Linked DNA regions of Homo sapiens: region 1 is linked to region 2. A link is a loop called in an ENCODE intact Hi-C map of the cell type or tissue named here. Cell type or tissue: Calu3. All regions are shown on one strand. Each heading gives the region's core, and the rest is flanking DNA. Links, peaks and the distances in the headings are about the cores only.

What was found. A loop is a pair of places that touch in the nucleus more often than their neighbours do. Peaks named below come from ENCODE experiments on the same cell type or tissue, not always from the same donor. Only the 100,000 strongest peaks of a DNase experiment are listed, where the experiment ranks them.
Region 1: a loop joins it to region 2, with 2.9 times the contacts of the local background. A loop is called at or near these places in 2 of 110 quality-filtered maps.

Annotation. Positions count from the first base shown.
Region 1 is chr6:134,747,742-134,763,086 of GRCh38, reverse strand. The region is part of intron 3 of LOC101928277 (a long non-coding RNA gene); the gene reads left to right. Among named protein-coding and RNA genes, the nearest start is that of ALDH8A1, 190 kb to the left of the region's middle. In Calu3, for the core only: no CTCF peak of the experiment used is centred there; DNase peaks (open chromatin) are centred at 4,936, 9,486 and 9,836.
Region 2 is chr6:134,666,097-134,681,441 of GRCh38, reverse strand. It overlaps LOC101928277 (a long non-coding RNA gene), which reads left to right. Exons shown (of 5, transcript XR_001744364.2): 5 at 7,424-7,553. Among named protein-coding and RNA genes, the nearest start is that of LINC03002, 130 kb to the right of the region's middle. In Calu3, for the core only: no CTCF peak of the experiment used is centred there; DNase peaks (open chromatin) are centred at 7,961 and 9,411.

The DNA.
Region 1 (15,345 bases), core at 4,910-12,909, 80 kb before region 2:
TTTTAGGCTTTTGCAATCATCATGTGAGAAATGTATCCCAGGCCTTAGTCACAACCCTATAGAATTGGAAAAGGGGCCAAAACACCTGGGTCTCTATCCAAATCTATCATTAACTGTATGGCTTTGGGTGGGTCCTAGTACCCATGTGAACCTATTTTCCAAACAATATTAAAAAAAAGTGCTACCCAATTTGCTTATCTCACAGAATTATTGTGGAAAGCAAATGAGAAGATGTACATGAACCACTTAATAAGCTTAATAAAACCCTGCTCAAACACAATACATTATTTCTCTGACATGACCAAGAATAGTTTGATTATAGCTTTTCATTTTGGGGGCATTTTTCTCAAATGTACAGTTAAGTGGAACCATTATATCAATGTTTGCATATAAAGGCCAGCAGGAAATGGCACTGAATTATGTAATATCTTCAGTGCAGTATCTACTCAAATGTAATTGGAATACATTATCTTAAAGTATTGGAGGATGGACCATTAGCTGCTTGGTTATTATGGCTAAAAATAGCTTTCTCTGGATAAAAAATTATCTCTCGGGGTTGAAGTTCAGTATCATAAACAATCAGTTCTAAACTTTAAAACAGTTAGTTGTAGGTAACTTAGCTGTTTTATACAACCTAAGATGAAATGGAAAAGGACCAATTCCTCAGAAAATACAGGCAGTTATTTAGATAATTTCTAACTGTATTCCACCTATTAAAGTTTACAGCATTCCTTTAGTTTCTTGAGTAACTGATTCAAATCACCAATCAAAAGGCTCTTTGGGCTTCAGATTATTCAAACAGCCTATATTGATCCAATAAATCAGATACCTGGTGAGCAAATATCAAATTTTCTTTGTGCTGTGCTAATACAGCTTCAAAGATGAATTATATAACTGACTATATAACTTCCAGAACAAAGAAAAATTCTCCCAGAAAGAACAGCACATAAAGAAAATGTTGGCTGGGCACAATGGCTGAGGGCTTTAATCCCAGCACTTTGGAAGGTCGAGGCGGGTGGATCACCTGAGGTCAGGAGTTTGAGACCAGCCTGACCAAGGTGGTAAAACCCCGTCTCTACTAAATACAAAAAATTAGCCAGGCATGATGCTGGCGGGTGCCTGTAATCCCAGCTACTTGGGAGGCTGAGGCAGGAGAATCGCTTGAACCGGAAGGTGGAGGTTGCAGTGAGCCAAGATCATGCCATTGCACTCCAGCCTGGGCAACAAGAGGGAAACTCTGTCTCAAAAAAAAAAAAAAAAGAAAAGAAAATGTTTTTTCTCAAATAATCTAGACCTTTGACATTTTCATTTTAAGAAAAAATAAAGTTAGTAAATCAAAATTACATATTCTTCTTTACCCTGTGTGCTTCTAAAATAGTTTACTGTGAAAATGCCCTAAGGTAATAGGCTGACAAGTTCTGTTACTGAAAAAAAGCTGTATTCTTATATGATAGTGAGCACCCTGCTATTTATTAATTTTCATTGGACTTTGTAGGAAAAAGTCACAAGCAACATCAGAATGTTTTGAACTCTTAGCAGAGGACCGAGTGGAATGTGAAGTAAACTGAAGGGCTCATTTTGAATGTGCCAGTGTATACCAGTTCAGTTCTCACAACAGGAGTTAGTGATCTCCCTTCTTTTTTATTTTGAGACGGAGTCTCACTCGGTTGCCCAGGCTGGAGCACAGTGGCACGATCTCAGCTCACTGCAACCTCTGCCTCCAGGGTTCAACCAATTCTCCTGTCTCAGCCTCCCAAGCATCTAGGACTACAGGCACCCACTACCATGCCCGGCTAATTTTTGTATTTTTAGTAGAGACGGGGTTTCAGCATATTGGTCAGGCTGGTCTCGAACTCCTGACCTCAGGTGATCCACCCACCTTGGCCTCAGAAAGTGCTGGGATTATAGGCATGAGCCACCGCCCCCAGCCATGACCTCCCTTCTTATCAATTAGATACTCTTTCCACTCTCTTTCCCTTGAATAGGCAAGCACCGGTCATAGAGACTCAATCCTCCCATCTGTGTCATCTTTGGTCATGAACAATGGTCAGCTAACCATTCACAAGCTGTACAGGCTTCAGAGAAGAGAGTAGAACATGCTGGTGGCAAAGTGGAACATCTGCTGAGTGCTGAAAAGAGTGTTCAGTCAAGTTTAGCCTAAAGCTGCCTCCTTACATATTTAAGCTCAGTCTAAATGTTTCCCTGTACATCATGAACTATAACAAGTAGAGGTGTAAACCGACCATTGCTCACACTTGTGCCAGTCACTGAATTTTGGGCAATCAAATGTAGCCAATTGTTTGAACCGTGATCAAATAAGGCAAAAGCTGAGCTGTAACCAATCCAGTGTTTCTGTACCTCACTACCATTTTCTCTATGTCCCTTTCCTTTCGCTGTCCATAAATCTTCCATCACGTGGTTGCACTGGAGTCTCTCTGCATCTGCTGTGGTTCTGGGGGCTGCCCGATTTGCTTATTGTCATTGCTCAATACAACTCTTTTACATTTAATTCGGCTGAAGTTTTTCTTTTACTGAGAGTCACGAAAATAACCCTGGCAGCCTGAGATAGGAATGTCTCAAACACAAAGCAGGTCACAGTTGTGAGGTAAAGGCCTCTTGCTGGCAATAATTGGCATCTGGGGGAGGAACAAACAAACATGGCTAAAAGTACTCTTTGGTAATGGCTATACATGAAAGTCACAAAACTGAATGCATCTCTGATCCCTTTGCAGGATAGCAAATTAGTACTTGGTTTGTCAAAGAATTGAGTAACTGGGGTTCACTCAATATGTGGCCATATCCACTGATAAGCACTAGACTTGTCATCAGGTGGGTTTTCTTTTTTATTTTGAGACGGCTTTTTGCTCTGTCGCCCAGGCTGGAGTGCAGTGGCTTGATCTCAGTTCGCTGCAACCTCCGCCTCCCGGGTTCAAGTGATTCTCCTGCCTCAGCCTCCCAAGTAGCTAGGACTACTGGTGTGCGTCACCACGCCCGGCTAATTTTTTGTATTTTTGTTGGAGACGGAGTTTCTCCATGTTGGCCAGGCTGGTCTCGAACTCCTGGCCTCAAACGATCCACCTTTCTTGGCCTCCCAAAGTGCTGGGATTACAGGTGTGAGCCTCTGTGCCCATCCTGGGTTTTCAACTTATATCCCCAACTCTAAACTGCCAAAAAATAAAGACCATGTTTGAGCAATTCAGTGAGGCCAGGAAGTTGGCCACAAGAATTTTCCATGGGCTAGACACTAAGCAAGATCTGTCAGATAGATCCTTTCCCCGGATGGTGATTCTCAGTTCTTGAAATGATTTAAATTGGAGCCTCTGAAGTGAAGAAGTGTAATCGGAGTCAAAAGAAAGTCTGTTGCTTTCTTCCTTGTTTTGTTTTGTTTTGTTTTTGGTCTTCACCTTGACAAGAGCTCACTAAAAGCAGAACAGGAATTTAGTTACTTTATGTAGTTTGAGATAGTTGAAGCCATACCTCTAGTTTAAAATACTAATATTTGTTAAAATCCTATGCCACTTACACCAAGTGAAACTTCATTATGGAATACCGCAGATGGCCTTTGGTCCCACTGGTCACCTTGTTCGAGCTTCTGTCGGGGAAATTGTTTTGTCTCGTCCTGGGATTTCTATGACAAAACTTCTGCTAAAGCATTGATTCTCAAACTTTGATGTGCATACATATCTCCTGAGGATTTTGTTAAAAGGAAGCTTGTAAGTCAGTAAGGGTGGGGCCTGAGAGTCTACTTTTCTAAGAAGCTTCTAGGGGATCATGCTGGTCCAAGAGTGTGCTTTATTTTATTTTTTTGAGATGGGTTCTCGCTCTGTCGCCTAGGCTGGAGTGCAGTGGCACAATCTTGGCTCACTGCAACCTCCATCTCCCAGGTTCAAGCAGTTCTCCCTGCCTCAGCCTCTGGAGTAGCTGGGATTACAGGCACCCACCACCACACCCAGCTAATTTTTAAATTTTTTAATAGGGACAGGGTTTTGCCATGTTGGCCAGGCTGGTCTTGAACCCCTGACCTCAGGTGATCCACCTGCCTCAGCTTCCCAAAATGCTGGGATTACAGGCGTGAGCCACCGCACCTGGCCCAAGAGTGTACTTTAAACATAATAGCAAAGCAATAAACTTTGACCTCTTTTCCCACCATTTACTCCACCTCATAGGAGGAAGACTGATTTATCTAATTGATGAGATAGCAAGAATGTGACACTTATCCATGATTCTCCTGTGAAGGGAGCTACGGGGGCAGAGGCCACTTTTTGCATGTGGCTCACCTCTGTCTCCCTCTTCCTTTGCAGCTGCCCTGCCTAGGAGTGGTAGCTTTCATCTCCATCTGGCAGACTTCCCATGCAGTTTCTGCCTGTGGGTGCAGGAAACCTGCAGCTGGGCCTAGGACAGAGTCAGGTTGAGAAAGTCAGTCCATTCGGTGAGGCTGCACATTAGGAAGCCCCTTTGGCATCAAGTCTAAATAACTGTTCTTCATCCAGCTCCACCAGCAATAAAACTGATCTTTTGATCCTTCATTGGAATCTGGTGTATGTTTCTCAGTTTGTTCTGAACCTGGTAGGGAGATGAGGGTAATTAATTGGTCCTTTTAATTCCAGCCCATGCTGTTGAAATGCCTGCCTTCTGATACAGGAGCTCGTTGTGGCCTCTGGGAGATGAGAGGGTAGATTATCTACTGTCAGGGATCTTTGGCTCCTTTTTCCCATCAGTGTCATGGAGAAGGCAAGGGTGAGGGTTATTTTGAATAGGGTTTTTAAAAAGGGGTACACTACGCAGCTTTGTTGCTGGGATTGCTACATTGTCAGAACCTGTTGAGCAGGTTTAGGTTCTATTTAGAATGCTGGAATTCAGGTCAAAAAAGAGCCTGTTTTACCTATGGACTTCCTGGAAAAGCCACTGGGTTTGGGGCTCCTCCCTAGGGGAGAACAGGATGCTATTTATTATTATTTTTTTTAGTGACAGGGTCTTGCTCTATCACCCAGGCTAGAGTGCAGTGGTGCAATCATGACTCACTGCACCCTTGAACTCCTGGGCACTAGTGATCCTACCTCCTCAGCCTCTGGAGTAGCTAGGACTACAGGAAGTCACCACTATGCCTGGCTAATTTTTTATTTTTTGTAGAGATGGAGTCTTGCTATGTTGCCATAGCTGGTCTCAAATTCCTAGCCTCAAGCAATCTTCCTGCTTCAGCCTTCCAAAGTGTTGGATGACAGGTGTGAGCCACCACTCCCACTGCAGGAGGCTATTTTAAGGAGGTTAGAGGCTCCACAGGTTGGCTTCATCAGTCTTTGGTGAGTTGGGCCATAACGACAATGCCTCTGGTTTTATTTCGATCCCATTGGCTCTTTTCTTTGAATGCCTTGCAATGTGCAATTACTCCTTCTCCACCAGCTTGCAAGTTTGCCAGCCACTCTACTTCACATGGTGATGTTGCCATTAACCCTTGTCTGACCAAAAGTCTAGACCTGAGGCAACCATCACTAATTGGCCAATTTTGTATTCTCTTTTATGGAAATTATCTTGGCTCAAATGAGCTTGGAATGGAAGGATTTGTGGAGTATTTGAAAGAGTGTTGGCTATAGAGTTAGAAAGACCAACATTCAGATATCAGCCCTGTCAATTCTAGCTGGGTGCTTGAGAGTCTAGAGCTTATTTAACCTCTCTGAGCTCCAACTTATTTATCTAAAGGTGAGAAAAATGGCTAGGGTTAATGAGATAGCATACATAAAGTGCTGGCCAAATAAATGATGGCCACTATTATTAATACTATGGCATATCATACTCAATTTTCACTTCTTGCTATTCTGCATGCTTTCAGAGAGCATTATCTACAATATCCACTTTCTGCTACAATCCCCAGGATAACACACACATCTTAATTCCATTTCCTGCCAATTTTAATATTAACTTACAAAAATAAAGTCAATGTGCTTCAAAACATCACGTACACAATTCGGGATTCTCTGTTGTATTAAGAGTTCTGGTGTTGTCCATTCTCTTGATCTTTGATGCAGGATAAACATACGCAAGGTGTCTCTGAGGACTTAGCATTTGAGGTCAAGAGCAAGCCTATGAGTTTGAGCCTTAATAGGTAGCCGATTCAGATGAATGAACTCACTCATCAAGATCATTTGATCCTTCCACACTGAAACAGAACAGATACTCAAGTTTGGTAATAGGACATTACTTCCTATGATAGAAAACATGAGGGAGGTACTAAGACTATTAAGATGTGACCTGGCAGGTTTGATAGTAATATGCAAAGTAGTGTGTTACAGTAAGCCACATCTTCCTTTTCCTTCTTTAAGCACAGTTTGTAAGGAAGTCACATATCCACTCTTCCAAACTCTTTGTTTCAATTCCTTAGAGAGCATTTGGAAGTCATGGCACAAAAGCCAGCTAGTATTTACTTGTCTTCCAGATTCATGCCTCTTTAAAATGAGATATTACCATAATTGAGTATTCCTGATGTCTGTGCTAATGCAGGCTGATGAAGACACCAGACCCTGCTCCCGTCTCTTATGCAAAGTGTCCTGTCAGCACACAAGCAACTCCCTTTGCATCTTTACAGTTCCAGGAGCTAGGTTTGGGTCCAGGATTGCTCCAAAGATCCTCTCTAGCTTGAAATCACCTAGGGAATTTGTTTCTTTCCAGAGCTTTTGCCCCAGATCTTGAAAATTAACATAGCAGGTAACATTTTAAGATGAGTACAGAGCCTCATTTGACTAGTAGGTTCTGAGATTCTTTTGGAGGTTTCTGATTACACCAGGACTCCTTACCTGCAACTCTAGATTTCCCATCATGGAGGAGTTAGGAGAGAGAGAGAGATATGATGATGTTTGAGGGGGCCAGAGCTGAACAAGAAAACCTCAAGCCACCTTAGCTTGTCTAGGTTTCCTGGAGGTATCCAAGGTTTTGAAATAAAACCAGGAATGAGAGCAGCCTTGCTATTGCAAGGTGTTACTTTAAAGGTCCCTTTCTTTCTTTCTTTCTTTCTCTTTTTTTTTTTTTTTTTTGGCATGGAGTCTCTGTCACCCAGGCTGGAGTGCAGTGGTATTATCGGCTCACTGCAACCTCCACCTCCCAGGTTCAAGTAATTCTCCTGCTTCAGCCTCCTGAGTAGCTGGGACTACAGGTGTGTGCCACCATGCCTGGCTAATTTTTGTATATTTAGTAGAGACTGGGTTTCTCCATGTTGCCCAGGCTGCTCTTGAACTCCTGGCCTCATGTGATCCTCCTGCCTCGGCCTCCCAAAGTGCTGGGATTACAGATGTGATTCACTGTGCCCGGTGGGTCCCTTTCTTTACATAGTGCAACCAGAGACTTGCTCATGATTCATGAAGTGAGGCGCCCATCCTCTTGTTGCACCCTGTGTAAGGCTATTCTTGCATTGCTATAAAGAAATAACTGAGACTGCGTAATTTATAAGAAAAGAGGTTTAATTGGCTCACGGTTCTGCAAGCTATACAGGAAACACAGCAGCATCTGCTTCTGGAGAGGCCTCAGCAGGCTTATATTCATGGCAGAAGGTGAAGTGGGAGCAGGCACATCGCATGGCAAAAGCAGGACTAAGAGAGATAGTGAGGTGCCATACAGTTTTAAACAGCCAGATCTTGCAAGAGGCCACTCACTATGTTGAGGACAGCACCAAAGGGAAGGGGCTAAACCATTCATGAAAAATTCACCCCCGTGATTCAGTCACCTCCCACCAGGCCCCACCATCAATACTGAAGATTACAATTCAGCATGAGATTTGGGTGAGGACACAGATCCAAACTGTATCACACTCCTTTGGAGTTTTCATTTTCTAGGTCAGGTTCATGGATAAGTACTTTGCTGCTACCCCATCTTCATGGTAAAGAACACCCATGGGAACCAATGATAGCACTGACTATTAAAGACTTTTGAGTCGGGCCAGGCGCGGTGGCTCACGCCTGTAATCCTAGCACTTTGGGAGACTGAGGCGGGCAGATCACTAGGCCAGGAGTTTGAGACCAGCCTGGCCAATATGGTGAAACCCCATCTCTACTAAAAATACAAAAAAATTAGCCGGGCATGGTGGCATGCGCCTGTAGTCCCAGCTACTTGGGAGGCTGAGGCAGAAGAATTGCTTGAACCCAGGAGATGGAGGTTGCAGTGAGCTGAGATCGCACCACTGACTCCAGCCTGGGCAACAGAGTGAGACTCCATCTCAAAAAAAAAAAAAAAAAAAAAGACTTTTGAGTCACTAAATATCAATGGTTGTAACTACTCGGAGTCGAAGCTGTAATTTCATAGAAAATTAAGAGGCATCTATATTTAACACGTTTCCTTTTTGGGGGTAAGGATAGAGAGGGTAATGACATTTGATAAAGATCATGCTGAATATAAACCTTTGAACTATTGGAAAAATAGCTTATTAAAAAAATTTCATCAAGAGAAAACAATTTAAAAGGAGTTGATTTAAGATAATTTGACAGTTGGAAAAACGTGTGCTCCTTTAGGGCAGGGATCTTACTTCATTTTGTTCTCTAGAACCGCCTAGAACAGAACCTGACACTCAGCAGGCACTGAATAGATATTTGCTGAATGAAGTCACATACCAACTTTTTGTATATGACCAGTCATGCTATTAAATAAATTACCAAAGCAAGAATGTATTGTTTAATCATCTTAAGGCAAAGAACATTTAATCCATTTCCTCACTTGCCAAATTTGTAGATTCTTTTACTCTTTTCCTAAAAAGAGAAGGGAAAAAAAGCAGTTTCCATTTTCACACATATAACCCCAACATTCATTCTTCTAAATGAAGAGAAAAGTGAGGACACACTCAAATAAGTTCAAATCTCATTGCTCAACTTCATTCTGCCCTTGGCAGGTATGGGACAAGTCGGGCAGGTCTCCTCAGAGCCTCTCCTCCAATGGTGACTCAAGGATCTGAGCTGCTTTTACCTTAAAACTCTGTTCAGTCTTGGATGATCTTTGCTTCTAATCATACAGATAGCAGGGAGTGTGGAGAACTCACAAACACTTTTATTTATTGTTTTGAGACAGGGTCTCGCTCTGTCACTCAGGATGGAGTGCAGTGGTGTGATCATGGCTCACTGCAGCCTCAATCTCCTGGGCTCAGGTGATCCTCCCTTCTCAGCCTCCCAGGTAGCAGGGACTACAGGTGTGTGCCACCACACTTGTCTAATTTTTTCATTTTTCATAGAGATGGCATCCCACTGTCTTGCACAGGCTGGTCTTGAGCTCCTGATGTCAAGCGATCTGCTTGCCTCAGCCTACCAAAGTGCTAGGATTACAGGTGTGAGCCACCATGCTGGGCTTCACAAATACTTTTAATTTTTGTTAATTTTTATTTTTTTACTTTTTTTAAATGTATTTGCTTATCTTTGCCATTTCATTTGCTTGACTACACAAACACTTTTAAATGCCTTGGACCAGCAGGGCACACCACTTCAACTCACATCCCCATTGGTGAGGACTCAGTCACATGATTTCCGCCTAACTGCAAGAGAGGCTGGTAAATGCAATGAACATTAATTGTCTCTTCCACAGTGAGCATGGGTAGCTTGGGAGCACAGATTTGATGTTAATATGTGGTTTAAAATGTAAATGGTTGCATTTTGAGAGAGGAAATCTGGTAGTGGGCAAGGAGAAATACTATAATATCATTTGTAATCTACTAGTATATTTCATTTTCTTCAGCCAATTAAAAACGATTGTGGATTTTTATTCCCTCTGATTGGCATTTCTTTTGGTCCTGTTCAATGCATTCCTCCCAGTGGGTTAGTGGCTTAACAGCAGCTCTCATTGTTTTTCCTCTACTTATTAACAGGGAAAGTTCTTTGATTTCCTTGATGCTGGTTTCAGCCAGCCATCCTGGCATGCAATCTGGACAAATGTGTCATTAGTTTCCTTTAACTGATTCTGGACATTGACTAATTATGTTTTCAAAGTAGATATACTTTGCCTCGAGATTCTGGAATGAGAAACTAAGAGCATTTTACTCAGCAACTGAAACGAATATTCAAAGGTTAATAACAGCAGCAGGAACAAGAACAAGAACGTATATTTCTTAGTTCTTGAAGGCATGAGGTCAGGGCACACCTTCCCTGGTGTTCAAGTAACTGCTTATCGTGTTATATACTGAATAAAGTGGTTTGAGTGCTTTCCTAACTGATATCTATCTCAGCCTCAAACTATGGTTTCACAGGTTGCTTTGTCTTTTTATCAACAGTCTGAAAACTTTTTTCTATATTAATGGAACTGATTTCCAATGGAGATTAAACATATTTCCTCATCTAGGCAAAATCTTGATCAAATTACGATGTGATCATCATCCCTTTACCTTCTGTATAATTTTACTGATTGCGTAAAGAAGCACTTAGAGCCTTTTAGATATTCCCTGAAATTGAGAGAATCTGATTTGCACGGGAAACTTTGCCTAAGTTAATGATTTGGGAAGGGATCAATGATCTAAAACATAAGGGTAAACTGCCAGCTTCTTTTCCTACTTTGCAGCAAGCCTTTCTCCTGTTTGCATGACGTTACTTTGACTTTCCAAGTCCAACGGCAATTTTTGCTGTAAGAATTTTGGCTTTAAACTTCCTGAATATTTTCTTGTTTTAAACAATTTTGAGCCTTGGATACTTAGGGCTATCTCTTTTGGTTACGTTTTGAATATCTTCTAGATGAACTTGTACAAATATTTTGAATGAGATGCATGTCTATACATAGAAAACTTGCTGGGTTTCATGTTTTTTCACTTATTTTCCTTTTTAAAGTCAACACAATATTCTTACTTCTGGAGAGTTCCTCTATCATGTGTATTCTCTACACTGAACCATCTGTATTTTAGAGCATGTATCATGAGCTATCAGAAAGAAAAAGTAATTGTGATAGGCCACAATCTGGAATCCCCAGGGACCTAAAGATAGGGCACATTTACTTCTCTCAGCCTCAGAATAGTGATGGTGAAAAGAAAAGAAAAATTGAGAAACAATGTGATAAATTTAACATAGAAATGTGTTATGTTATGAAACTCTGATGGAAATGAATAGAAAAACTTTAAAGCTGTTGAAAAATGATAAATAACACAACATACAAGTCTATTTGAAAATGTTTTATGACTCAGAGATTATGGATTTTTTGATGTGCTAGATACAACTTTTTCTTTTTAGATGGAGAACAGCAGATGGAAGGGAGATCAAGGAGAAGAAGGGGAAGGAAGATGAGACCTAGCTACTTTCTAAGCAATATAAGATTGTTGTCTTGTTATATAAGATTGTTGTCAGCCTATTCATCTTAATCTAATTTTAGCTATCACCAGACAAAACATACAGTATATGTTTCATTGTGTGCTAGTCAAGCCTAATTTACTTTATTGACTGGAAGGTCGATGGTAAACATGCTAGTTTCTTATGCTATGTCTATTTCCTCCATATTTTTTCAGTGAATTTCATCGTTTTGTTTAATTGGCAATGTGCCTAGAGTTACTTGCAGTTGAGGTTGGCCATTTTACTCAATTTTATTTATTTATTTATTTATTTATTTACTTTTTTGTTTTTTGAGACAGAGTCTCACTCTGTCGCCCAGGCTGGAGTGCAGTGGCATGATCTCGGCTCACTGCAAGCTCCGCCTCCCGGGTTCACGCCATTCTCCTTTCCTCAGCCTGCCGAGTAGCTGGGACTACAGGCGCCTGCCACCACGCCCGGGTAATTTTTGTATTTTTTAGTAGAGACGGGGTTTCACCGTGTTAGCCAGGATGGTCTGGATCTCCTGACCTCGTGATCCACCTGCCTCGGCCTCCCAAAGTGCTGGGATTACACGCGTGAGCCACCGTGCCCGGCCCATTTTACTCAATTGTAGCCAATAAAATGTAAGAATGAATCCAGTGAATAAACCTTCCTTTTTCTAATAAAAGGAGGGAAACTCTGCTGATACGTATTTTTTGTTTTTTACCCTTCCCCGTTCTTTCTTCCTGGAATGATAAATTTATGCCTGAAAATGCAGGGGCTACCTTGTGATCATAAAGAGAAAGGTCACATGTTAAGGTCAACAAAGCATGAGCATGATACAGAAAAGAGCTTGGTTCCCTGAAGAGTTGTCTCATCTCTGGGCTCCTTACCCTTAGTGTCCTTGTAAAATGAGAGTCAGGGCTTCCTGTTTGTTTAGGCCACTCTGGTTCATTTTTGCTTCATGCAGCCAAATGGAATCCTAAAATACCTAGCTTAATTAGACAGTGGTTTTCTAAATCCCTCATTGGAATCCTTCCAGCTACTTCCATGGTGAGACTGGAGACCAACTGTTCTATTGTCTGCTTCTATCTGTGCTTAGAATTGGCATTATAGGTATTAAAAGGCTAAAGTTAACTTGAGGGGTATCTCTTCTCAGGTAGGCTAAAACATTTGGTAGGAAGAAATGGAGAAGCAACGCTTTTTGTTGGTCTTTGTTTGTTTGATCCATTTCCTGCCTTTAATGCCCCTTAACTGCTCTTTTGGAAAATGCTTTGGGGTTTACTCCTTCCCTGTTCATATCTACCATATGCCATCCTCAGCACTCCTTCCCACCCTGCCTGCCTTTCACTATGGGTTACCACAGATGCATAGCTCTCTGGACACATCTTACAATCTATTTTATTTTATTTTATTTTATTTTTTATTTTATTTTTTTGAGACAGAGTCTCACTCTGTCACCCAGGCTCGACTGCAGTGGCATGATCTCGGCTCACTGCAACCTCTGCTTCCTGGGTTCAAGCAATTCTCCCGCCTCAGCCTCCCAAGTAGCTGGGACTACAGGTGTGCCACCACATCTGGCTAATTTTTGTATTTTTTAGTAGAGACAGCGTTTCACCATGTTGGCCAGGCTGGTCTTGAACTCCTGACCTCAGGTGATCTGCCTGCCTTGGCCTCCCAAAGTGCTGGGATTACAGGCATGAGCCACCGTGCCTGGGCTTACAGTCTATTTTAGAGCTGAAAAACCTGAGAGATGATTTACTTCAATTCTATCAATCATTTCACTGCAGAGGAAACAAGAAGAAAAGATAGTAAAAAAAATTGCCCAGATGAAAACCTTTAAATACAGCAAGACTTGTTGGCAGTCAGTTGTGTGTAACAAACACAAATTACAATGGTAAACATTTATGGCACATTTTCTATATGCCAGACCTAGTGCTAGACATCATTTATGCTTTATCAATATTTAATCTTTCCAACACTACCATGAGGAAGGACTTTTACAGATGAGGAAACTCAGACACAGAAAGGTGAAGTAACTTCTCAAGGTCACATACCTAGATCTGCTTCCCTTCAGGAGAGGCTGAGAGGTGGAGTACTGAGCTCCTCAGCCTTCAGCATGAAGGATGTCAAGCAAATCAAGCCACAGCATCTGTCAGAATGGAGACTGAAGCCGGGCGTGGTGGCTCACGCTTGTAATCCCAGCATTTCGGGAGGCCAAGGCGGGAAAATAGCTTGAGCTCAGGAGTTCGAGATCAGCCTGGGCAACATGGCAAAACCCCATCTCTACAAAATACACAAAAATTAGCAGGGTGTGGTGGTGCATACCTCTAATCTCAGCTACTCAGGAGGCTGAGGAAGAAGAATTGCTTGAATCTGGGAGACGGAGTTTGCAGTGAGCCAAGATTGTGCCACTGTACTCCAGCCTGGGCAACAGAATGAGACTCTATCTCAATTAAAAAAAAAAGGAGATTGAAATAATGTGTAATTAGTCTGTCACAGATTAATAAAAATTTTAAAAAATTATTCAGTCACATATTAATCACTTACAGGTAGTTTGAGGGCAGTAAGATTTTTATTCATTCACTCAACAAATGTGAGGCTATTATATTTCAGGCATTAAGCCAGGCCCTAGGAATATAACACGATACAAGTTCCACTTCTTTCCTTCAAGAGACTTACAGTCTATCTGTAGGGATTGAGAAGTAAACAGGCAATGGTTGGGCTTGGTGGCTCACGCCTATAATCCCAGCACTTTGGGAGGCCTAGGTAGCTGGATCATCTGAGCTCAGGAGTTCAAGACCAGCTTGGGCAACATGGCGAAGCCCCATCTCTACCAAAAATACAAAAAATTCGGATGTGGTGGCATGTTCCCATAGTCCCAGCTACTTAAGAGGCTGAGGGGAGGATCACTTAAACCCGGGAGATGGAGGTTGCAGTGAACCAAGATCACACCACTGCACTCCAGCCTGGACGACAGAGTGAGACTCTGCCTCAAAAAAAAAAAAAAAAAAAAAAAAAAAGACTATTCTTATTTTGGATTTGAAACAGAGCAATATGTTGAATTTACTGCATTCGTGTGCATCTGCCTGTGTTTGTTGAAAACCTTATATGGCTGAGTAGGATGTGCAGTAGAGTTTGTGCTGGCAAACAATGCACTTCATTTCCTGGGCTTATACATACAAAACTAAAACCTTTCCTGCCCTTTCTAGAAGGTCAAAGGCGCCACTCTGAAGGACATCTCTCTAAGCCCAATTATGAGACAGTTTTACCACAGTTGAAGACACTTTTCTAAAAATATAAAAAACATTGCAGCGACTGCTCTGTGCCACATTAAAGTTATGACACAAACTTAATGGCAGGTAATTATGTAAATGGAAGCTCCTCCAATTGTGCTAAATATTAATGATGGTCCTTGTGTTCTTTGATTCATTTTTGTGCTCAGATCCATTAACATGTTTGTGACTGCCCTTTCTAGACAAATGTGGAGGAAGAAAAAAGCCACACTTTCAGCATCATCTCCAATAATGAGTCTCTGCAGTAGAGTTCAGAATATGACACAAAGTACATGTGCAATAAATATTTTAAAAAAGGCATGCTGAAAAGATGAGACTCTTTTTACTCATTAATACCAAATTTATCTGCAGCAAATAGAGAACATTTAACTTGATCGAGTTCCAAGATTTCAATTCCTGAGTGTGATTGTGATCTACATTTGACTTCTCCAGATGACGCATTTATCAATTACTTTAGAGTATTAGAAAAAATCATGAGTTAGTGCTAATTCTTTTTTTTTTTTTTTTTCGAGATGGAGTCTTGCTCTGTCACCCAGGCTGGAGTGCAGTGGCATGATCTCGGCTCACTGCAACTTTCGTCTGCCTGGTTTGAGCAATTCTCCTGCCTCAGTCTCCTGAGTAGCTGGATTACAGGCGCCCGGCACCACACCCGGCTAATTTTTGTATTTTTTTTTTTTTAGTAGAGACGGAGTTTCACTTTGTTGGCCAGGCTGGTCTTGAACTCCTGACCTCGTGATCCACCTGCATCAGCCTCCCAAAGTGCTGGGATTACAGGTGTGAGCCACCACACCTGGCCTCTATTTTTTAAAATGCTGTTACCT
Region 2 (15,345 bases), core at 3,287-11,286:
AAACAAAATTTAGCCGTTGTTTAGGGAAAAAAATCATGGCCAAATAAAAAGTCTAGTTTAGCTGATAGGTTAAAGGAGTGTGGGAAGTGGGAGAGAAACATGGGCATCTCTACAATCATAGAAAAAACATTTGATAAAACACACCCGGCCAGGTGTGGTGGCTCATGCCTGTAATCCCAGCACTTTGGGAGGCCGAGGCGGGCTGATCACTTGAGGTCAGGAGTTCGAGACCAGCCTGGCCAACACGGTGAAACCCTGTCTCTACTAAAAATACAAAAATTAGCCGGGCGTGGGGCGGGCATCTGTAGCCCCAGCTACTTGGGAGGCTGAGGCATGAGAATCGCTTGACCCTGGGAGGTGGAGGTTGCAGTGAGCTGAGATCGCGCCACTGCACACCAGCCTGGGTGACAGGGTGAGACACCATCTCAAAAACAAACAAACAAACTAACTAAAAATGCACCCGTTCATGATTTAACAAATCAACAAATCAAACTTCTTGCAATAGAAAGATGATCGCTCTCTTAATTGGAAAAAAGTGAGTCTTGAAATTTTTATTTATTTCTCAGAAATCTGATAGCCAAAAATGAGCTTTCTTCCTCAATAGGAGAAGAAGGAAAGTTGTTAATATTTAAACCATTTTCCCTATTACATATATGTGTGTGCGTTTGTAAAAATATATATAATCCTACAAAGAGACATCTATGGAAGGCAAGTCTTTATTGCACAGTAGTTAAGAACATTAGTTCTGGAGGCAGATTGTTAAATTAAAATTCTAAGATTGTATGATTTGGTACAAATTTCCTAACCTCCTTCCCTGTGCCTTAGTTTTCTCATCTGTAGAATGGGCAAGGACAATAGCACCTACCTCATTGGGTTGTTGTGAAGGTTCAAGAAGTAAATTCATGTGAGGCATGACAGTGTCTGGTAGATTATAAGCACTCAGTATTAGTGGCCATGGTGGTTTTTAAAAATCAGAATGTTAACATGATGATCTTTGAGTAGATTCATGGGTGGTTTTTAAGTTCTTCTTTATATTCTTCTGTATATTCCAAACTTTCACACTATTTTACTTTTATAAAAGGAGGTGTTTCACACACACACACAAACACATATACTCTTTTTCTCTCTCTCAAACACACACACACACAGACACACACCCCTCCACAAAAGCTCAAGGCTTTGATTCGGGTTGACTCATGAACTTCCTGGAAGCTTTGGTTGTGTGCAGAGCATCTCTTCTGAGACTCTGCTCTCGCCTGCCAGGTGGCTCCATGTTTGCTGCTTCTTCTAAGGCAGGACAGGGTAAGCATCGACTCTTAAACACATGTCATCCCCCCCACCCCACAGCAGTCCACTTTGGGCACTAGTGATTTCAGAGTCAAGGGACAGGTTCTTCCTAGACATTTTTAGACATAGATGCATCAGAATCCCTCATGGCACCTCCAAACCAAGGATGTTCAGACTCTTCCACAAAAGACTGTGTTTGGCAGGTTAGAGTGGGCCTTCAGATTGTGATACTGATGGGCACCTGGGTGGTGAACAGCTGCTTTATTCTGTTGTCACTCAACCTTGGTACAGGCAGCTCTGGCTAGTGCATGTCAGGCCTGCAGAACTTCTCAATTAATTTTAAATATGTAGGTAATGCCCACTCTTTCATTCAAAAATGTCTGTTGGTCCAATTGTTCAGGAAATGCTCTAGATGAGAAATTGGGAACACAGAACAAAGTTCTTATTCTCAGAAGTTTAAATTTTTATATAGGGAGGCAGAAAATGAAAATGAACACATTACCACATGATAATTATAGAGTCTATAGTAAGTGCTCTTAAAAGAGAAACAGAATGATATGATAGAGTAACAGGAGGGTAGTCTATAGACGGTGCTGTGGAAAAGCCAGCTGGGCTTGGAGAGAGAAGACTTGGAGGATAAGAGGGAGCAGGCCATGCTCATTGTTGAAGTGAAGATTGTCCAGGCAGAAGCAACAACCAATGCTCTGCAACAGAAAAGAACTCAGGATGTTCAAGGTTAGTGTGTCTGGAACATTCCATGTAAGAGAGAGAGTGGCATATAGAAGATTCTGGAAAGGTAGATGCCTAAGCACTTGTTGTCCAAGCCAAGGATTTTAGGTGTTCTTCTAAGTGCAATAGAAAACCACAGAAGGGTTTAAAATGGGGCAAGGTGAGGTGACATATTCGCTTAAGGGAATTTGTGTTTTCAAAGATCGCTCTAGCTTACATTTGAAGATTGATTGGTAGAAGGTAACTGCAGAATGGAGAAAACCAACAGGAGGCCACTTCAAGAACCTAAGTCAGTGATGGTGACAGCTTGCACGTGGTGGGTAGCAGAGGAGATGATGGAGTGGACTGGTTGAGGGTCCCTTTAGAGGTAGAAGGCAGCTAGGATATTTGTGGCAGATTCATGGATTCTGACTGGCTATGTGACAGATTTAGAACAGGCTATTGGATCAAAAGCCACTGCAGCATCTTTTTCCTGAGAAGATAAATGGCAAAAACGCTGAGTAATCTCTAGGCCTAAAATATAGTTAGTTCCACACAGCACTGAGGTGTCCTGACCTCGCCCAAACCTTTGGGACCTCCCCCTCATGAGGCTCTAGAGTGAATCTTCTTCTTAAAGGCTTATTGTGAACAAAAGCCAACCTGAGTCCAGGTCAGAGTCCGCCTCTCTTTGCAGTCTTATTCTATGTGGCTGTAGTCTTGAATTCCTGCCCAGCCTCCTGGAATCGCTCCAGAGAATCTAGGCTGCATAATGACTAGGGGATGGCGCTTGGGGGAGGGAGTGTAACCGAAGTCTGGGAGAACTGTGAGGGAAAGCAGGATGGAGTTAGCACATCTCACTTCCCCACTTCCTATCAGGAGAAATGGTGAGAGACTGCATGACTCCACAAATTTTCTTTGGGGTATGACATGACAGAACATTATTAATTGCACATCCCTAAAGAAAACATAAGCCCGGGCACAGTGGTTCACGCCTGTAATTCCAGCACTTTGGGAGGCCGAGGCGGGTGGATCACTTGAGGTCCTGAGTTAAAGACCAGCCTGGCCAACATGGTGAAACCCTGTCTCCACAAAAATACAAAAAAAAAAAAAAAAAAGCTGGGCATAATGGTGGGTACTTGTAATTCCAGCTACTCAGGAGGCTGAGGCTGAAGAATAGCTTGAACCTGGGAGGTGGAGGTTGCAGTGAACTGAGATCGCGCCACTGCACTCCAGCCTGGGTGACAGAGCGAGACTCCATCTCAAAAAAAACACAAAAAACAAGAAACAAAACCATCAATAAACCAGTGTGTAAGTCAAGTGACACACCTATTACCCTCAGTTTTATAAGATATTTTTATTTTGTGTGCATTTTAGTAGGTACTTCCAAGAGTATGATCCAAATCCTTTATCTAATCTGCAAAAAAATTTTATAAAGAACTTGGACCGTTATGCTCATGGTACTGAGGGAGGGTCAGGAATACATTTAGAAGCGATTTGAAGATGTGAGAGCTATAGCCATATATTTTTCAGCTTAAAAATATCACACAATAATGTGGATATAAATGCAGTGAGAATGTTAAATATTATGTAAATAACTTATTTAGGCTCTCTTGAAAAGCAAGTTTCAGAACAATACATAACGTATAAGCCATTTCATTAAAAACTTAAAAACGTGGAGTTTCACTGAATCTAACAAGCCATCAAATGTAAGACAGCCCGATTTCAGAAATGTTCATATGTGAAAACATATGTATTTTAAAATCAATAAATGTTTTTATAAAGCTTTTTTATACAATCATTTAAATAAATGTTTTTAAATGCACCATGTGTCAGAACGATATGCTTTAAAACAGTTCAGAGAGAAATATACTTGAAAATGTTAGCAATGTACCCCTGGGAGAGGGGAGCAAGCTGAGATAGATAAAGAGGCCTCCTACATTTTTATTCCATATACTTTTCTATTATTTGATTTTTTTACAACGAGTATGTGCTTAGGTGATTTGTGTGTGCATGTGTGTGCATAGGTATATGTGTAAATGACACCAGTTCATATGAGTAATGTTATATATAGATTTTTTAATCAAAAAAAGTTTGTGTCTGGAACACATAGCCTAGTGGATCTTCATTTTATTAAGCATGACGAGCACATAATTCATGGAAGGCCAGAGAAATGTTCTGTTTGTGCTGCAACTGCACATTCCTACCTGCTGTGAAATAAACCCAACCTTCCTGCTGGGGTCTGTTGATTCAGCTTTGCCATCTGGAGCAATCTCACATTCACAGTCTGAATGGAAAAATGCTGCTTTGGTCAGGGTCTCTGCTGGTAGCCAGGTTTGTGGTATATGGTGTTAATTATATTCTTTCCATAAAATAGCAATGCTCTATGTATGGAGGGGAGCTGAGCACAAGTGACAGCCAAAATTCAGGATAAAGGTAATCCCCTTGCATTTCATCTGGTATCTCACTTGGGAGAAGAGAATCCAGATTCCCGTCAGCAGGCCAAAGGGCTGTGGGCGAGGGAGCACATCGGGCAAGGAAGGCTGTAAAGTCCAGGAAATGGGCTGCCTTATTATTCATGAGTCTTGGTGCTTCTGAGAACATTCTGTACCATGTGCACAGTTGGCTTAGTACAAATTCCAAAGCCATTTTTTTTTATCACTTAGAATCTCATTTTCAGAGTAGGTAGATAAGTAAGTGTATAGTTAAACATTTGTAAACCAATGCATTCCAATGAAATCTACCCATTGGCCATGTGACCAAAGGACATTTTGGTGCTTTAGAGTCACCACAGAAAGCAGCATTTTCCAGCCTACTGGAAAAGAATATTCTTTCACCCATTCATTCATTCATTCAAGAAATAACTTGTTGAGTGCCTACTGCATGACAGGTACTGTGCTAGGAATACACACTGCTCAAAACCGCCAGACACGTTCCTGCCTTTGTAGGGTTTACATTCCGGTAGAGTTGGCAGATGATGAACAAACAAAAAAGAAATAATTACAGATTGTGACAATGCTATGAAGGATATGAATAGGGTGACATGACAGAGTGTAAGTGGGAGTGAGTGAATGGAGCTCTTCATATGGTTTATGAGTAAGTGAAGCTTCCCTGGGGAGCTGTCACTGGAGCTTACTGCTGAAGGGTGACAATCAGCAAAAGCTGTGGGAAGTACCCTTCCCTGGGCATCAGGAGACCTAGGTGTAGGTACCTTGCTGGGATATGGCTTCTGTCTCTGCAGATCTCCTACCCTTTCCATCAATTTCCCCAGAGGCAAACAGCAATGTGTGAATCTAAATAATTACTAATCAGTTAACTGAAGAATAATGACTTTTATGTGATAGTACCTTGTAAACTATAAAGAGTTACCCAATATTACCCGACGTGATCTTCGTAATAGCTCTTCTAGGTAGGCAAGATATGGATTGAAATAAGCTGGATGCTGGCAGTTCTGGCTGCAAAATTTGTGGTACCCAGTGCAGAATTAAAAAGCAGGGCCCCTTGTTAAGAAACGCTTAAGAATTTCAAGATGGCAATGATAGAGCATTAAATCAAGCACAGTGCCGCTGGAGCAAGGACAGGTTGTATGTTCACGGGGCTGGCCTGGATACTGCACTGTCATCAGATTTGTCGGTGGTGTGTATGTGTGTCATTTTTTTTTTGCTGCTTTTATATCCAAGTTACATATTTCTGCAAAATACTAAATTGTCAAATACTATTTTTATTAATGTCACTATACCATTAAGTCTTATTCTGGGAAATCTGGCCCGTTTTTCATTTGGTGTTTTCTACCTCCTTCTTTCAATAATTTAAAAATCTGTGAGCGCACTTAGAAGGCCAATATCTTTGCCAAAAATCTGTAGCAGTCGAGTTGTTTGCTGCAAGTCATCTTGGCAAACAACTTTCATGCGGGAAAGTGCTCTTGTTTCAAAATAGGAACATCTAAATGTGAGTCCTGGTTCTGCCATTTACTATGTGCGTGACCTAGGGTAAATCACTTAGTACCTCTGAAGTTTAGTTTCTTGTACAAAATTGAAGAAATATCCCTTTATATATGTGTCGAGGTTGTTGGTGAGGATTCAGTGAGATCATGAGTGGTCACCTGTAGTGTGTAGCACTCGGAGACAATGACACTTAAGTGGTGTTCTGCCTGATGCCTGGCAGGGGGCACTTTCAGATGGCTTCCATTCATTGTTAATGGCAGGTGTTACCTCTGATTCAGGGGCACATGTTTCTTGCTGGTTATTAAATATTTTGAACTTCATGCTTGAATGGTAGGATTTGTACTACACTGATTTGCAGAAGAATAACAAATTTACCATTCTATTTAGTGTATTAACAACATCTCTATTGGAAAACATGCAATTTTAAAAATTGAGGTGAGATTCACAACATAAGATTATACATATTCCCCAGCTTTACTGAGGTATGATTGACAAAGAAAAATGGTATATATTTAAGGCATATAAAATGATGTTTTGATGTATGTATACATTGAGAAATAATGACGACAATCAAGCTAATTAACATGTCCATCACCAAGCTCAACAGGGCCTTCTTTCCTTGCTGACTCTGCTAAGCCCATTCTCTTGGCTGTGGTTTCCCTGGATGGTAGGCAGGGGTGGTGGGAATCTCATTCATCCATTCATGTGCATCACTAATTAGATGATGAGGCATTTAGCTACCTTAAGACAGTCAAAATTACTCCCACATGTTTACCCACCCTTCATTGAATTTCTTCATGTTGACATTCAGAGCACTGGCGGAAATTGTATTATGTCAATTCACCTGCTACAAACCTTTGTGAAATTAGCCATTGTAAAGTAAACAATTCAGTGGCATTAATACATTCACAGTGTTGTGCAACCATCACTTCTATCTAGTTCCAAAACATTTTTGTCATCTTAAACGAAAGCTTGCACCCATTAGACAGGCATTCCTCATTTTCTCGTCGTCTCAACCCCTGGAAATCATTCATCTGCCTTCTGTCTCTATGGATTTACCTATTCTGAGTATTTCATATAAATGGAATTATACCATATATCTCTCACCTTTTGTGTCTGGTGTCTTTCATTTAACATAATATTTACAAGGTTCATCTGTGCTATGGCATGTATCAGTACTCATTTCTTTTTACAACTGAATAAGTTTCTGCTGCACGATCTTTCTACCACAATTTGTTTATCTATTCATCTGTTGACAGACATTGGGCATTTTCTATCTTTTGGCTATTGTGAACAATGCTGCTTTGAGCATATATGTACATGTATCTGTTGAAACAGAGTAAAATCCTGGGTCATACAGTGATTCTACGTTTAACTTTTTTGCAGAAAAATATATGCAATTTTGAGGCAAAAAGTAATAATATAGATTATCATAAAATATAATAAGAAGAAAACATTTTTATACTTTTTTCACCTTTCTGTCCCAGCTGCCAATTATAGAACTGCTGCTACCTGGAGACTGACCAAAATAGAGAATTTGAACTCCAGAGCCCCCACCTCTGACCAGGAGGCCTCCCAACAGAGAGCTCTAATAAATAAGAGTGCGTGAGATTATAATGCAAGAGTATATGAGCCAAATTGCATTTCGTGTCTCCATCTTCTCCCGTCTATCAAGTGAGCTTGTTGCTTTTAGGAATCCCTGAGTCACTCCAGTGAAGAGAGCTATTAGCTAAGGTTAATTATCATCACTGAAATGTGAGTAAATGAAAGAAAGTGAGTCACGCACTAGTGCGATTTTATGGTGGTTATGAAGAAGGGGCAAATCAAATGTACAAATCTAAACTAGAGGGAACATTGGAGTGGTTGAATCATGGGTCTGAGTGAATATATATTTTATAGAATGTGCTTGTAGATTCTTAACATAATTGTCCCAGTGCTTTACTCAGACTGTTCTCTTCCTGGAAGCCCCGTGGTGACCTCTCTAACCACATTAAGTGAGCCCAAGTGAAGCACCCATTACTGGGAAGACAGGGAAGAAAGAGAGCTGCAAGTTCACATTTCTACTCCAGAGTTTCATCAAGAGCCAGCTCACATCCTGCAACTGACTGTTTTTTCCTACAAGTTATTCATTTAACAAATCTTAGCACAGTACCCTGAGCAAAGGAGCATGCAGACAGTACTTGGGAATGAAGTGAGCAAAGAGAAAAGATGCTGTTTCTCCCAGCTCAGCACCAACCACATTTGCCACAGATGTGTTCTCACTGACTAACCCTAGATGTCCTTCCACCTTATTCACATGTTTGTTTATTCACTTATTTAGTTAATGATTGGTTTCTAAGCTTCTGCAGGCACTATTTTATTTATTTATTTATTTATTTATTTATTTATTTATTTATTTATTTATTTTTGAGACGGAGTCTCGCTCTGTCGCCCAGGCTGGAGTGCAGTGGCATGATCTCGGCTCACTGCAACATCTGTCTCCCGCGTTCAAGTGATTCTCCTGCCTCAGCCTCCCAAGTATCTGGGATTACAGGCACCTGCCACCACACCCAGCTAATTTTTGTATTTTTAGTAGAGATAGGGTTTTGCCATGTTGGTCAGACTGGTCTCGAAGTCCTGACCTCAGGTGATCCACCTGCTTCGGCCTCCCAAAGTGCTGGGATTACAGGCGTGAGCCACCGCACCCACCCTGCAGGCACTATTTAAAGTGTTACATGGAATATAAACATGAATCAGAATGAGCTCTATTCTCTAGGAACTATCAGCATAGATGAGAAGATTGGGCATGGAGGCCTATAGCTTCAGCACAGTTAGAGGGTGCAGGGTGGAGGTGAGAGCATGCACCCTGCCCTAGACTCCCTTGGTGTGAATTCTGTATTACCTCGTCAGAGTTATCTCCCATCTCTACCCCACAGGTTCTTATCTGTAAAATCAGGAAAATAACAGTACCTATCATATGGGATTATTTTGAAGGAAACACTTGAAACAGTGATTGGTAAGTGCTACATAAGAGTTGCCTAAACAAATAAGTGACAACTATCCTAACAGAGAAATAAATGAAGTTCTCTGGAAGTTCAGAGGCAGACTTGTGTTCTGAGAGAGTAGAAAAGGCTCATGACAGAGATAGCATTTGAGCAAGACTTGAAGACTTGGCTTAACTTTCTTCCTTCCTTCCTTCCTTCCTTCCTTCCTTCCTTCCTTCCTTCCTTCCTTCCTTCCTTCCTTCCTTCCTTCCTCCTTTCCTTTCTTTCCTTTCCCTTCCTTTCCTTTCCCTTTTTCTTTCTTTTCCTTTTTCCTCCCTTCCTTCCTTCCTTTCTTTCTTTTTTCTTTTCTTTTTTTTTTTTTTCAGAGTCTTGCGCTGTCACCTAGGCTGGAGTGCAGTGGCACGATCTTGGCTCACTGCAACCTCTGCCTCCCAGGTTCAAGCGATTCTCTTGCCTCAGCCTCCCAAGGCTTGGCTTAACTTTCTATACAACATTCTTTGTTCGTCTGAGTCACTGCTACCAGCATTATTACATAAGTAGGACTTTGCCCAAATTTCTCTGTGCACGTCTATCGGAGTTTAATGTACAACTGGCTTTTTAAACATACGTTCTGAGGACTCCCTGGAAAAGAATTATTTTCTTACACAGGGTTAGTTATTTGTTCTTCTAATAATCAAACTACTATTGCTTGACTTTGGGTAAGTCACTTAGTTTCTCTGAAACTTGGTTCATCCATTTGAAGTAGAAAAGGTCTGAACTCAGTAAGCATTTTGCATTGTGGCCTTTCTTTCTTTCTTTTGTTTTTCCTTTTTGAGATGGAGTTTCGCTCTTGTTGCCCAGGCTGAAGTGCAATGGCATGATCTCGGCTCACTGCAACCTCTGCCTCCTGGGTTCAAGTGATTCTCTTACCTCAGCCTCCTGAGTAGCTGGGGTTACAGGCGCCTGCCACCACACCCAGCTAATTTTTGTATTTTTGTAGAAACGGGGTTTCACCATGTTGGCCAGGCTGGTCTCGAACTCCTGACCTCAGGTGATCCACCCACCTTGGCCTCCCAAAGTGCTGGGATTACAGGTGTGAGCCACTGCGCCTGACTGTGGCCTTTCTTTTTTTAAACCAACTTTAAATTATTGTGATTGTGATTATTAACAATAGTGTTATGAGTTTTAGTCTTGTACTTCATTCACATTGTTTATAAAGAGTTCAATACGAATTATGTAGGACTTAGGCCTGAGTTTTAGTGATTTGTTTCTCTCTGAAGTTTTATATTATATAGTTTTAAAAGGAGCTTTTCAAAATCATTAGACTGCCAAAAATATTTGACCAACAAAATTTACAATGCCTACGCTCACATTTACGAATTCCATCTCTAATCACCCACCCACCCTTCTGTCCGTCTAAATTTCTGCATTCACCTAGTTAGTGAAGAACAACTAGTTTACTGCTGCAGTCAAGTCAGAGTTCATTCTATGAATATGGACATTTATAAAGGGAGTAGATTTTTATTTAGAGATTTGTGACCTAATTTCAATTAGATCCATTACCTAATTTCACTCTGTTTTGTTTATTTCATACTTATAATGGATTCACGTACTTGCATTGCTCAAATAAAAAAATATAATTTTTGTTGGTTTTCTCTGGGCAGGAATCCTTGATGCACTTTGGAGTGTCATTGTCTTCTTTAGTCAGGACAAAGGGCACAGATTGCAGACAACAGACTTCACTGGACCTAGTTTAAGCAGAAAGGGACTTAATTCGAGGAAGGGCAGGAGCAAGATCTGTAGGCTGAGTTTTAAGAAGCCACCACTGAATATACATACCTAGGTAGCTGCTGACTTTAAGATAATAAGAAAGGAAATCATGAAACTGAAATCATAACTGCTGGCTCTAGGAACACTCCACTAGGCTATGATGTGCCTCCTCAAAGTGGATGTTACCCTGTCCCCATCCTCTGCCCCCCAACACCTACAAAGCTGAGGACCAGACATGAGACCTGTATTGTCTTGTCAGGGCTATTGCAGCAAAGTACCACAAATGCCATGGCTTAAAAAACAGAAATGTATCGTCTCATGGTTCTGGAGGCTAGAAGTCCAAGCAAGGTGTCGGCAGGGTTGGTTCCTTCTGAGGGCTGTGAGGGAGTGTCTGTTCTATGACTCTCTCTTAACTTCTGGTGATTTGCTGACAATCTCTGTTTTTTCTTGTCTTGTAGATGCATCTCCCCATTCTCTACTTCCATGTTCACGTGACATTCTCCTTGTGCACATGTCTGTCTCTGCCTGAATTTCCCCTTTTTTTAAGGTCAACAGTCATAGTAGATTAAAGCCCACCCTACTGACTTCATCTTGACTGGTCTATCTGCAAAGACTCTATTCTCAGATAAGGTCATGTTCATAGGTATATGACCTAAGAATTTCTAGGGGGTTAGGATTTCAACAGTTTGGAGGGACGCAATTCAACCGCTGACAGGACCTATGCAACAATCACTGCAGAAAACACAACAAAACTGAGAAATAGCAGAGGTGGCAGAATGGTCTTGACATTGTGATTTTCACCTCTGCCTTCTAAATCTTGTGTGGTTAGATCTGCTTGGTGGAAGGAAGTAGTGCTATAAGAAATCTGATAAATGGCATAAGGGATTCAGCTTTTTGGCCTCTGAGATGCTATAAAATCTGCCACAAGGGGTTGGGAGTGGAGATGGATAGGCTAAAATGGAGTTGGATGAGCCAACCTGTATTATCTTCCACTTAGGAAAGTAGAGAGCTGTAAGAGATGTTGTGAAGGTTAATGAGTCAATGAGTGATAGAGTTAAACAAACAACAGCATGTTGGTAGTGAATTACTGCTCTCTGTCTCAGGATGCAATTAATTAAATCTCCTTTTCAATTGCTGCAAAAAATTTACTCATGGACTAGGAATTGTAAGTACCTAAAAGGCAAGTGATTTAGTCTCTTCTTACCAGCAAGATTATGTTAGGCCCAATATCTTTGAAACCTGTCAGAGCCTAGGAAGAATGTGGTATATACATACAAAGAGAAGACAAAGAAAATAAAGGAAAATCCTGACATGCCCCAGGCTGATTAATAGTGTGTACCACCTAGTCTCCTAAGTTAAACTCTTAAAAACATCTTCAAGCTTCTCTTTCTGTCTCTTCCTAGCCTAATATTTTCATTGCCACAACCTAGAAATTTTGCCTTAAAATAAACCTCGAATTTGACCACCCCACTTTATTCCTGTGGCTATTTTCTGAATGTAGTTCCTCACTGCTTCGAGATAGACATTTGTAATAACCTGGTATTCCCATCTCTAGATTATTTCCCATCTTAGGCCTTCTTTCACCCTACAGCCAGAGTTATTCTTCCTAAAACCCGAATTTGGCTATGTCCAACCCACGTTCCAAGTCACTGCTGTCCTCATTATTGTTACTAATGATCATTGTAGAAGTAAATATTCGTTCTTTTGATTTTGTAATTTTCTGGAACTTTCCCCTAAGCTTCTGCTACCTTTTAACTATTTGCTGGATAGCTCTGCTTAGAAATCCTATGAGTATCTCAAGCCCTGAAGTGACATGTACAAAACTGAATTCTTATTTACTGATTTCCTTTCTGGCCCCACAAACCAAACCAGAAAAAACAAAAACAAACTTCTTTGTCCTCTCATCCTGTAACCTCTTTGTCATCCACCATTTACTACCGTAATGAGGCACATTATCTTTTATTTTACAATGAAACTTCACAGTTTTCAAATCCAGAGTCTAAGTTATTAGCAACCAAATCAATTTGGTTCTTTCCCTGAAGCCAGAAAAATTAGGTCTCAAAATACTAACTGGAGGTGAAATATTCTCATTCCCAAGCTGGGCTTATTAAGCCAGTAAAATAAGTGAAAACCAAATTAATGAAAATGCAAACAAAGAATGTCTCTATTAAATCAGGCTATATAGGGATGAGTGGTTCCAATCCTGTTATTTCTGTGCTCTACAAACTTCAGTGGTTTCTAGTTGCCTATCAAAGTAAATCACCAGGAGGAAATTACAGTTTGAAACTTTAATACCCCAATCGCATAGCCTTAAAATATAAGCAAAAATTCATGGAACTAAAATAAGAAATAGACAAATTCATCATCACAGGGGAAGACTTTTATACTCTTAACTACTGATTTATTTAATGAATCTGTAAATATATACAATGTTTGAATAACAAAAATGAGCATTTATATAACACTGTACTCAATAACCAGAGAATGGAAATTTATTTCAGGCACACATGAAACATTTATGAAAATTTATGATGTTCTAACACTTAAAGCAAGTCTCAATAAATTTTTTAAAGAGGGTCTTCTATAGACCATGCAATTAAATTGAGGGAAAGAGAGAAACTAGATTTCTTAAGGTAAGAAAAACCAAGGACACACTGGCTGAGATGGCAAGGAGGTGGACCACACACCTGGACCCAAAGAGGAAATTTCCTCACTCTTACAGAGACCACAGGCATACTTAAATCTGAAAGTTGGACCAACCAGGTAATCCATACCTGTAAAAGAAGGCTGTGGACAAAAGGGCAGTGAAAAAATGATCCACTTGGAAGAAACTGCTTAGACTTTAAAAACATAATGATAGGCCAGGCATGGTGGCTCATGCCTGTAATCCAAGCACTTGGGAGGCCAAGGCGGGAGGATCACTTGAGCCTAGGAGTTTGAGACCAGCCTGGGCATAGTGAGACCCCATTTCTACAAAAATACAAAAATTAGCTGAGCGCAGTGGTGCATGCCTGTAGTCCCAGCTACTCGGGAGGCTGAGACAGGAGAATCGCTTAAACCTGGGAGGCAGAGGTTGCAGTGAGCTGAGATTGTGCCACTGCACTCCAGCCTGGGTGATGGAAGTGAAACCCTGTCTCGAATAAAATTTTAAAAGTAAAATAAATAAACATAATGATACCTTGTGCAAATCTGATAGATGCACTTGCTAGATTGTTCCACTATGATTAACTTGCACCTCCAAGCCTCCCCAACTTGTTTGGGGCCCTAAACTGCAAGTAGAGTCTGCGTGTATGTGTTTTGGGGTGTGGGTATGAGCGGAGGATGGTTAAGAGTGAAGGAATGACATGCACTAAAGAGAATGAGTAAAAGGCTGGTTAGAAAAATCTCTCTTCATTAAAAAAAATTTCACTCCCAGGCAGTGGCAGCCAAAATAGTACTTAAGAAAATAAACTGGAGATAGAACATCCATTAATGTTGAATGAGTGAGTACATGAGAAAATTCACTGGGAACATACAATGTAATTCTATTGCAATGTCCTGATGGAAAATTTTCACACATTCTCTATCTTCTTCCTCTTCTGGCCTATTACTGTTTATTTTTTGGTTTTGGTTTTTGTCTTTTTTTTTTTTCAAGACTGGGTCTTGCTGTGTTGCCCAGGCTGGAGGGCAGTGGCATGATTATGGCCCACTGCAGCCTCAACCTCCTGGGCTTGAGCAGTCCTCCCATTTCAGCCTCCCCAGAAGCTGAGACTACAGACACACACCAGCATGCCCTGCTAATGGCCTATTATTATTTAAAAGAGAAGAATGGTGTATTCATCAAAACACATATAGAGAAACAATTATGAGAATGTGATTTGGGCTTGAAATACCTCCTTGTGTAAGACTCAGTTTACGCTTCATAACACGAAGGCCACCTCAGAGGCTGCTAGAAATGAAAAGGTCACAGGGTTATCAGTGACGAGGGCATATTTGAGACTTTCTCAGTCCTAGAACTGTTGTTGTTGGTTCTCCTCCTTTTACCTTTAGACCCAGGTTTCTGCAAGTGGCAAAACACCCAGATTCAAAGCCCTGACCTACTTGTCTCTTCAGGGTTCAAGAGACTCTGTTTCCCTCTGGATAACTGGCTAGGGGAGCACACAAACAACTCTCTAGTCAAGTAGACATTCCGCTTCTTTTTTATTAATCTGGGAAAGCATGTTATAATCCCTAAACTGTAAGGCGGTTTAGGTAAACTGTGTTGGTTAATACAGTGTAGACCTGAGGCCAGAGGAGGTCTTCCTATTCCATATTCTGTGAATTGAATACACCAAATGGCAGACACAAACTCGCCCTCCCAGGCACAAGAGTAGAGCTAGCAAAGACAGTGAGAAGGGACTTCCTCTCTGCCTGCAGGGAGGTTCCTCCCAGCTTTCCTTAGGTCTCAGAGGGCCTGCTGATCACAGGAAAGCAAAGAGGAAGGGAAGGGGCGACTTCTCATATCTGACAAACTTTCCATGAGGAAATATGTCCCAGTAAATGTCACATGCTGAGCAATCAGATGAGCCTTGCCTCCTGTGGGAAGCACTGGTAAGGGGGTGCAGAGAGGGAGCAAGCTCTCTTTCCAGTGCTTTCTCATTATTCCAGTGCTTTCTCCATGACTGGCTGCAATGTGTGGAGAAGGAGTCACTGAGTCA